Regions from separate parts of the Homo sapiens genome. Here region 1 is linked to region 2. The links are chromatin loops, found by intact Hi-C in ENCODE. Cell type or tissue: psoas muscle. All regions are shown on one strand. Links, peaks and the distances in the headings refer to the core of each region. The heading gives the core; the rest is flanking DNA.

What was found. A loop is a pair of places that touch in the nucleus more often than their neighbours do. Peaks named below come from ENCODE experiments on the same cell type or tissue, not always from the same donor. Only the 100,000 strongest peaks of a DNase experiment are listed, where the experiment ranks them.
Region 1: it touches region 2 in a loop (3.0-fold over the local background); 4 of 110 quality-filtered maps call a loop at or near these places.

What each region holds. Positions count from the first base shown.
Region 1 is chr2:151,624,950-151,630,336 of GRCh38, forward strand. NEB (nebulin) reads right to left here. Exons shown (of 182, transcript NM_001164508.2): 68 at 4,590-4,697; 69 at 2,574-2,885; 70 at 2,053-2,256; 71 at 585-689. Among named protein-coding and RNA genes, the nearest start is that of NEB, 110 kb to the right of the region's middle. In psoas muscle, for the core only: no CTCF peak of the experiment used is centred there; no DNase peak of the experiment used is centred there; H3K27ac peaks cover 2,001 bases.
Region 2 is chr2:151,547,099-151,552,485 of GRCh38, forward strand. It overlaps NEB (nebulin), which reads right to left. Exons shown (of 182, transcript NM_001164508.2): 129 at 4,640-4,747; 130 at 2,538-2,642; 131 at 1,210-1,317; 132 at 536-640; 133 at 331-435. It overlaps LOC124906081 (a long non-coding RNA gene), which reads left to right. Exons shown (of 3, transcript XR_007087266.1): 3 at 222-539. Among named protein-coding and RNA genes, the nearest start is that of RIF1, 140 kb to the left of the region's middle. In psoas muscle, for the core only: no CTCF peak of the experiment used is centred there; a DNase peak (open chromatin) is centred at 2,298; H3K27ac peaks cover 2,649 bases.

The sequences.
Region 1 (5,387 bases), core at 133-5,132, 78 kb after region 2:
TAAGAATTCTCATTTCAGTTCTTGTAAATAAAGCTCAAGTTATTTTGAGCACATTAAATACATCTAATTTTCATGGTGACTTGAGCATAAAGGAGAGACATTAAAGTTTATTAAACAAATACTTTGCACCAGGCTTCACACTGGGCATGTTAAATATTTTACCTCATTTAGTCATTCTTTAAAAATTCTTTAAGGTAAGCATTTTAATCCTATTTTACAGATGAGGTAATTGAAGAAAATAAACTTGCCGCACAAATTTTGAAGCAAGTACTAATTTGATGAATAGCAAGAATTATTTTTAATGAAAATTATGTTTTAGTCATTAATAGTTGACTTGAGATATTTTTTCCCTCCTGAAATGAAGATATTTTTGTGTCTGTCTGTCTATCTGTCTGTCTAATCTATCTACCTTTCTATCTGCCTATTTTTTAATACAATAATATGTATATTCAAGGTAGGGTAAATGGCATAAAAAGCCAACTAAGCTAACTGGCTTACATGAGGATTAATTTCATAATTCTCACATTCCTACATCGGCAACAATCAATGTGGCCAGACCAAAGAAATAAAACAAATGATCTTACCTCACTATAATTTATTTTATTTTGTCTTGCCAACATGATTTCAGGTGTATCAGGCATAATATGGACTTGGGTCTTGTCTTTGTCCCAGGCTTCTGTGTATAAGCGCTGTGAAGGATAAAAAGGTTAATGAATTAGAAAAACAGTTTGTTGTAAACAGGAGTTTTCAATTAAGACACCATGACAAAGTTGAGAGCCAGCTTTCTTGCTGTCTGTTCCATGTATGTTAATATTCTTTTCAACCTCTTTGATTTTACAAGACATTTATTGTAACAAAATATAAATGTATACTAAGATATGAAAAGAAAAATATATATATACATATAATCAAACACACACACACATATACACACCCACGTGTGTGTGTTTGGTAACCAGGTCACTCTCACCCCAATTAAATAAAAAGCAAGTATTTCTCAAGCATATATTCACATCCATATCTGTAGTATGACTATATTAACAAATCCTTCCCATGATTTTATTTGTTTGATGCTGTTTGTTGTTAGTTTATTAGCTGCAAATGTACCTGTATGTGCTATCTCTAGATTTCTTTTTGATAAATGTTATGAAGATTTGCATCTTTCTTTTTTTTTTTTTTTATGAGACAGAGTTTCACTCTCTTGCCCAGGCTGGAATGTAGTGGTACAGTCACAGCTCACTGCAGCCTCAACCTCTCCAGGCTCAGGTGATCCTCCCACCTCAGCCTCCCAAGTACCTAAGACTAGAGGTGCGTGTCACCACACCCGGCTAACTTTTGTATTTTTTGTAGAGACAGGGTTTCAACATGCTGCCCAGGCTAATCTCAAACTGCTGAGCTCAAGTGATCTGCCCACCTCAGCCTCCCAAAAGTGTTGAGATTACAGGTGTGAGACACCATGCCCGGCTTGCATCTTTCTTGTTTGCTCTGTGCTTACCTAAATAAGTACTCAGCAAGAAAGAAACCATACCAAATCATATATAACTAACTCTTATAGACTTCAAACAATTTGAACCCATAATAGCTGTCCCATTCTTTTTTTTTTTTGAGACGGAATCTTGCTCTGTCGCCCAGGCTGGAGTGCAGTGGCGCGATCTCAGCTCACTACGAGCTCCGCCTCTCAGGTTCACACCATTCTCCTGCCTCAGCCTCTTGAGTAGCTGGGACTACAGGCGTCTGCCACCATGCCCGGCTAATTTTTTGTATTTTTAGTAGAGACAGGGTTTCACCGTGGTCTCGATCTCCTGACCTCATGATCCGCCTGCCTTGGCCTCCCAAAGAGCTGTGCCATTCTTAACTCTGGCTATTTCACAAGAGATGTCAAAGCAGAAATGCTCCCATATATTGTTATCTAACAGAATAGAGAATTCAACTGAATCACTATACATTGGATAGCAATTTAATTGGATTTAAAAAAGAGACTAACTTAATTAACAATAGGTATCTTGAATGACATATAGCCCTGTCTTATTTTCCTACAAATTGGGGGCTCACCTTGTTCATATTGAGAGCATTGTTCTTGGCCAGCACCTGCTCTAGAGAGTCAGTCACACTGGTAAATTTCAGCTTGTCCGGAGGCTGGCGGTAGATGTTATCACTCAGTATTTCAGCAGCTCTCTTGCACTTGACCACATCCATAGACCCAATGGGGACCCAGCCAATGCCTCTCAGCCACTGGAGATCAGATTTGTAAATGTTCTGGAGAGATTAAACACAAAAGCGAGTATTACTGAAGTTGTTTTAACATGATTTCAAAAATAAAAAAATAACACTAGAAAGCTTGGATAGTCAAATTTCATGTATACGTTCTTCAATATATGAAGGCCAAATTGAATACAGTCTCAGGTATTACTTTCTTTCTCTCCAAAAAAAGTAAGGGGAAGAGTTGCCTAAAAAATGAGCAGAGAGAAGAAATGTCATCCCTTCTGAAGGTTCTACCTAATGCTAGACCACTGTCTCAGTATTTCTATGAATTACTATTATGAGCACAGTTACCATGGATCTTAATTACTCACATCGCTCTGGAGGTCATAGGCCTGCCGAGCATGGATGACATCATTCTGGTCGGGCAGGCACGTCCACTCGTGCAGGTAGTTCTTGTAGTCCACATCGCTGACTAAGGTCTGGCACTTCTTGGCTAACACCACTCCCAGCATGTCCACTGGGCTGCTGAACTTGGTCTTCCACTTCTCAAAGTCCTTCTTATACTCCCTGTCACTCTGGATCTTGGCCACATGCATGGACCACATCATCTTGGGGTCATCTTCAATGTTCCGGGCTCCAATGTGGTGGCCGAGCTGCTTGCGGTAACCATCTTTGTATTTGTACTGAAATAAAGGTGGTCATTTCAAAAATAAAAATGAATAGAAAGGCTTAGAAGCCTCATTAATTTAAAACTTTATTATTTTAAAATTGCTAATTCTTGCAGAGTAATGAAAGAATCTGCATATCAGTTTATCTCCTCATCCTAAATTCTTATTAGACTCTACAGCACTAATCTAATGGGCAGTAGTCTAATGCGAAGTCTCATAAATAGTCTAACAGCAACAGTCTAATGGGAATAGTCCAGTGGGAAGACAGGCCAAACTACATGGTCCTATGGCTTGTAGACGTTAAGTTTCTGAAAATAAAGGAAGCAACACTTTCCGGAAGATCTTTCGGTACTGTGTACTGCCATTTCTTCATCTTGGGCCCATGAAATCACTAACCCAGAAATTTTACATATGATTTTGAGACTGCTATTCCTGAGTCCACAGATACCATTTTATCCCTCCATCCAACACACCCACACTCCTTCCCAAATCCAGCTCTGCTGGGGCACTTGACTCCCTGAAGTGGTCTGGATTATATTCCCATACTACAAGCCCTGCTCTGTTGGAGATCAAATTTGACTGAGGTTTGTTTGGGATTCCTCAAGTGAAAAATGGAATATGTATCTACAAAAAAGCATTTTGTTGTTGGTGGTGGTAAGGGCAAACTGGATATTTTCTCCCTATTTCAGACAACACACCACACCAATCCCAACAAATATTTACAGAAGTCCGAATTTTCAGCTGGGCATAGTGGCTTATGCCTGTAATCCCAGCACTTTGGGAAGCCGAGGGAGGCGGATCGCCTGAGGTCAGGAGTTTGAGACCAGCCTAGCCAACATGGTGCAACGCTGTCTCTACTAAAAATACAAAAAATACTAAATACTAAAAAAAAATTAGCCAAGTGTGGTGGCTGGTGCCTGTAATCCCAGTTACTTGGGAGGCTGAGGCAGGAGAATCACTTGAACCCGGGAGGCGGAGGTTGCAGAGAGCCAAGATCATACCATTGCACTCTAGCCTGGGCAACAAGAGTGAGACTCTGAGACTCTGTCTCAAACAAACAAACAAACAAACAAAAACAAAAGAAAAGAAGAAGAAGAAGAAGAAGAAGAAGTCTGAATTTTCCACCAAAGAACCCACCTCTTTCAGAGATGGCAGGAGGAGAAATTAGGTTCACCATTTTCTTGTTTTCCTCGTCTTTGTCTTTCTGTTTTCATTTTAAAAGAACTCAAAAGGAAGGATTTAAGATAATTTTCCAAAAAAAAATGAGTTGGCAAAAACACAGAGCAGATTTGGGGAAAGGTGGATTTTCCTAGACTTGGTTCTATCAGCTCTTCTTCTGATATTGAACCAATACATGTAACTAAGTTATTTTTTAACACCTCTTTTGCCATTTTCTATTTTCTGTGAGGCTCTATGCTCAAAATATGGAGATGAATTTCTCATAATTGTAGATATGAAAAATTATAGAATCACATCCAATTTTATACTGCATTGAAGTATACTGGTTTAGGTTACCCCCTTCCTACCTGGGACATAGATACTGAAGTCTTCCGAAGCTTAAAACATGAGTTTTTTCAAATGAAAAACTTTGAATTTGAATTTGATTTAGAAAAACAAGCCAATAAATGTGCTTAAACTGGCCCCCAAATGTTATAATAGTAATAATCCTGCCTCCCCACTTCATCCATCCATGTAAATATCTAGGGTGTTGCTACTCACATCACTGATAACGTCCCTGGAGGCCTTGGCAGCCACGATGGGGATGGCGTCACTTCGCAAGTCGTAGCCTTTCTTTTTTGCTTCTTCATTGGCAAGTTTGTATAGAGTCTATGAAAAGAAAGGCAAAGAGTTAAAGCAAAAGGTTTGACATCAACAATTCAGAGATTATTAAGTGACTTATATCCTAAAATTTAAAAAAGGATAGGAACTGGAGACAATTCAAGTTTCTGGCAATAGTGGAAAGCAAATAAATTATATTCTACCAAAAATACTATATAGCGTTAGAAATAAATGGGATATATCAATGAACATTAATATATAGTGATATATTAACCTATTATATATCATTATAGATTAATATGCTATACATAGATCAATATGATGTACATATCAGCATAGATCAATACAATCTAGTAATACAGATTGATGAGCAAAGCAGCAATCCAAACATACCACTAAGTGAAAAAAAATGGTAGAACAATGTTTAATATCTATCTATACGTATAAAAATATATTTTTATTCATTTTTATTACCTACAATTTGTATGACAATCATATTTTATAATGTTTAAAAGACAAATAAGAAAAATTAAAATATAACAAAATATAGTTAACAACCATAATCACAACTTTCTAAATTTTGGTTGTATCATATTAATAAACCACGTGTCTATAAAATTGCATTTTACTTTTAAAAAAGTCAGTAATCAATGTTGTTGATAGAGAACACTTCTTCCTTATGCCTAAGGTTTTCTTTCTATAGACAAAGCTCAGTTATTTTAACTGAGGCCTTTTCTG
Region 2 (5,387 bases), core at 227-5,226:
AAAATACTCAACATGACCTGGGATGGAGGCCACACAGGGAGTTAGGGAGTGAGGAGTTGGAATGATTCCATGTTGAATGTAGAATGGTGGTCACTGAGTGATCAAGAATGATGGCAATTCTGTCTTCCCCAGGTGGTCCTCTTATTACTGTTTCCATAGCTGTAGAATTGTGGCATCCTTCTCCCACACTGTCTTACCTCCAACTTGTACTCTTTGTTTAGAAGTGCTTATCAGAAAAGGCTGTTCAAAGACCACTGGTTGTTTTAACTGCTGAAAGCAAGCCTGCGTCTTGGTAAGACTACTCCAGAAAGACCCCTACGAGATGCTTACATCACTGGTGATGTCTCCCACATAGCGGCAATGGATCACTTGGGGTGTGTATGGCAGAGAGATCATGTGGCCCTGCATCTTGAAGAAGTCTGATTTGTAGATCAACTAAAGAAAAAAAAATACCCCAAAACATATGTATTAGAGACCGAATGATTAACATTCATCCCTAGTCTCTACTCCCTGTCTTTCCTAAGAAAATACCCACCTCACTGACAGCCTCTTGTGTCTTCTTGACTTGGCGGATCTCAGGGGTATCGGGAGTTGTATGGATCTTGTCTTTCAGTTTGTGGTACAATTCCCGATACAGTCTCTACGTTGGAGGAAATATCATTACAGGCATTTAGTAGGGGACGACGAGGGCATCTACTGACTAATCAAGAATAAAATATTTTACATAAGGAAGAGGGGAGGAAATATCGAGGATATAGAAAATGATTGAGATTAGGAAAAAAGGAGAAAATGAGAGTTATTTCATTTAGGTGAAGAATTCTGAGCACAAAGCCTTCCACTTTCTATCAGATGGTTGCATAGTAGGATCAGATATGCAAACCAATAGTTGGTGTAGAAAACCAGGATCATGAGTCAGACTAAAATGCAACCTTATTAAAGATTTTTGAATATAAATGTCAAAAGAAGAAATTATTTCTTTAGAAAAGTTTTGCATCATAATCTATGGAACCGAGTCTCTCCAAGGCATTACCAAATACAAAAAACCACTACCAAGAAATATCAGTATCAAAATGTGACAATAAGGACCTTTTTCATTTTTTGCTGGTATGTAAGTTTACAACTGAAATAAGATTAATTCTTAATGCATTTCAAACAAAGCCATGGCTATTGAAACTCAATATGTCTCTTGGAGAATCAGCATTCAGGTACCTCGCTGGTAACATTGTTGACTCTCCGGACGTGGACAAATGGAACATCTTTGGGGCCAAGTGTATACCCATATGCCTTGGTGTGTTCATAGGCTTCTTTGTACTTGAACTGCAAAAGCAAAGTCAGAATGAGATCAATGATGGGTAAACAAGGACCAACATTACATTTCTCCAAATAGAAAAGAGATGTCACCTTTATTTGAAAAATTGCTCTTTTTAAGGATTAAGTATGTAGAAAAGTCATTGACAAAATTTCAATATTAATCCAGGCCTTGAAAATTATGTGTTGGAAAATAAAACCAGGCCAAGAAAAGAATAAAATTTGACCTTGCCTAGGTGAAATCTGTTTGTCGGAAGGTATGCAAAATGCCAGAGAAAAATCTTTATTTTTAGCCCCAGTGTGGCTAGAAAATTAGAAAATACAAAGAAGAAACAAGAGAATGTATTTAAGACTGACAAATAGCTTCGTGGACTGATTTTAACCAACCATTTTAACACATCCTTTAGGTGTTAGATTATTAAATCTGTGACTGTCTACTTTGGAAGTACATTATTGAGCCACAGGTTATTGGGTCCTTTCTGGCCACTAGGTTTGATTCCCAGGAATATGAAGGGTAGCACAGAGGGAGAGCTTATTATTCCACCAGCGGCTCATTGTGGTCTGCAGGCCAGACTTACTGGGATGGCCACGATTTCCCTAAGCCTTCCCCATGGGGTAAATGCATCAAGTCCCAGTTGAGTACTTGTGAAAAGTGGAGAAGGGCAACATGAGGGTCATCATTTGAGTAAGCTACAGGTAGTAAGAGCCTAACTACCCCTCTAGCCTTCTGTGAACTGGGCACAGAGGATAAGTAGTGAGCTAAATATCAGCCAGCAGCTAGGCAAGAAGTCTTATTTTCAAAGGAACACATGGTGATGTTATATCTTCTGCAGTGAAACATAGCAGAAGGAAGACAATACTATCACCACACCTCAGTAGTGCGTGTGTGAAGTTGCATTTCCAATAAATGGCTTGGGATAATTCAGGGTGCATCTGTGCTAAGTGAGGCCAGCAGAAGTAGAGGCATCATGACAGCCATGGGCCCTCAGCCAAGGCTCCCACGAACATTCTGTTCTAACCCATGGGGCTACCCAGGCACTGCTGAATTGCAGAAGGAATCAATTGCACAGCACCCCTCAAAAATATGCTGTCTCTCCTCTCCAGCTCCCATCATTCTATCAGGTTGAACCTTGAGGGTGAGACTGGAGGATTAGAACAGGCTATTAATTAATATGAGTCTCCTGCCACCCCACCTTCAGACCCATCTCAATGAGGAGGAGACCACTCACATAACTGCTCATGTAACGGGTGTCCTTGATGTGTTTGAAGTGAGGAGTGTCACCTGGAAGTCTATATCCAGTGGGCAGGGTGCGCAGGCTGGTTTTGTATAGATTCTGCAGGAATGAGGAAGAGCAGGTTAAATGACATCGGGCATCAAGTAACTGATCTGAGCTTAACAAATCACATATAGCTCATGTTACAGTTTTGACTAGATACTTAATACACTTATGCTCACTGAATTGATTTCAGGAGAGAATTAAATACATTCTAAGAGTCATAAAATGAGTCAGATTACTCTTCACCTATTGTTTTGGAAAAATAGAACAATGAGTGAAATGGTTTATTGAAAGTAGTTCCTGGCCAGGTGTGGTAGCTGACATCTGTAATCTCAACACTTTGGGAGGCCAAGGCAGGAGGATTGCTTAAGGTCAGAAGTTGAGACTAGCCTGGACAACATAGCAAGATCCCACCTCTATAAAAAATTTTAAAATTAGCCAGGCATGGTGGCGTGTACCTGTAGTCCCAGCTACTTAAGAAGCTAAGGTGGGAGGATCACTTGAGCCCAGGAATTTGAGATTGCAGTGAGCTGTGATTGCACCGTTGCACTCCAGCCTGGGAGACAGAGGAGACCCTGTCTCCAAAAAAAAAAAAAAAAAAAAAAAACACTAATTCCTCTGTGCTTCCAAACATATGCCCAGTTGGCTGTATGGCATCTAGCAAGAATTTGGGAAATGCAGAGAAGATAGGTAACCAAGTTTCACCTCTGCCATTACTCCATCCTCAGGTGATGATATGCAAGCCATCACGAAGATATAGCCAGGCACATGTTTGTATTACCCTCTCCTGCCCCTTCCAAACACAGTGTGTTGACATCAGGCCGTGAAGAGGTCAGGATGCATGTGTTCATGGCAGAAAGGGAGGACATGGAGGAGTGTCTGTCTGTGATCTTAAATACTCTGTCTCTTGGAGTTTAGGATTAAGAATTACATTTAAAATATGAAAAACCAAATTATTTTTATTTTATTTTTGAGACAGGGTCTCACTGTGTCACCCAGACTGTAGTGCAGTGGCACCATCACAGTTCACTGCATCCTTGACCTCCCTGGGCTGAGGTAATCTTTTCACCTCAACCTCCCAAGTAGCTGGGACCACAGGTGCATGCCACTATGCCTGGCTAATTTATTTATTTTTGTATTTTTGTTCAGACAGGGTTTCACCATGTTGCTCAGGCTGGTCTTGAACTCCAGGCTCAAGCCATCTGCCTGCCATGACCTCCTAAAGTGCTGGGATTACAGGCATGAGCCACTGTGCCTGGCCAAAATTATTATTATTATTATTATTATTATTATTATTATTTGAAACGGAGTTTTGCTCCTGTTGCCCAAGCTGGAGTGCAGTGGTGCAATCTCAGCTCACTGCAACCTCCGCCCCCTGGGTTCAAAAGATTCTCCTGCCTCAGCCTCCCAAGTAGCTGGGATTACAGGCATGCACTGCCATATCTGGCTAATTTTTTGTATTTTTAGTAGAGATGGGGTTTCACCATGTTGGCCAGGCTGGTCTCGAACTCCTGACCTCAGGTGATCTGCCCGCCTCAGCCTCCCAAATTGCTGGGATTACAGGCATGAACCACCGCACCTGGCCAAAAATTATTTTTAATACACAAGATGGGAAATAACATGAAAAGTTGAGACCAAATCAGCACCATTGGGTAACATAGAATAGGTAGGTTAAATATGCAGGTGGGATCCAGGTTCTTTCTCTTCTGAATTCCAGCAACAATTTCTAGTTCATCTTTTATTGAGGTTAAAGGCCTTGTCTCTGTTATCTTGATTTTCAGCTTTTTGAAAGCAGAGAATGTATATTGGCTTTCTTCTTTGTAACTTGTAAATATTGCTAAAACATGCCCATTATGTTGGTTTGATTGCTCCATAGGGGGATCCTGGCAGCTAGGAGGAAAGATAGATTATGCTCTGTGTTTTTGTTTTTTCACCTCATGTGAATAGAACAGCATTTATACAAGGTCAGGTCAAGAGGAAGCAAGCTCAGCTTGCTTCCACAGAGGCTGATGGAACGGATTTCTGCTGGGCACTCTCAAGTTCTCACTGCTCACCGAACTCTGGAGCTTGTATGCATGAAGGGCCCGGTCCAGATCCACGGTTTTGGTAGTTGGAGCCACTTTGCCTCTGACACTGTGCACATAGTCATAGTGGTAGACAGCCTGGTGCAGAAAGAAGCATTGTTAGAAGCAAAGAGAATGGGAACCCAGGTTCCTCTTTAAAAAAAATAACGGTAGCCTGCTTCCCTTTGCCTGGAGAACTCATCTGACACATTACTGTGGCTTGTCCAACAGGATCAGAGCCAGCGTGTGGACACTCACACTGAGAAACAGAAGAGATGGCCCAGGCACAAGAAGAGGAAGGGTGGGCATTTTACCACTAGAAGTTCCAAAATAATAGGTCTCAATGTTTGCACTCACTGGCGGGATCTGATATTGACTTACCAACCTGTGGAGTTAATAAAGAAAGAGCAGCTTTGTGCCTGCCCTGCCTGCTTTGTGTCAGGCGTCATAGTGGGTGCTTCCTTACGTCCCCATTTTATGCATCAGAATGGGAGGCTCAGATGGATTAAGTGCTTTTCATAAGCCTTATAGATAATGTGTGGTAGAGGTGAGACTGCACTCCACAACTCTAACTCCAGAGCCTGCTTGCTTCTTATTCTACCATAGCTGGTTCTAATTTATTAAATGGCCTAGATAGAAATAAACTTGCTATGACACAGGGCACAAAAAACACGTTGGAAGTGCTAAGGCACAAAGTTACTTCATAGACTCGCATCACCTACAACTCCGCCCCAGCAAA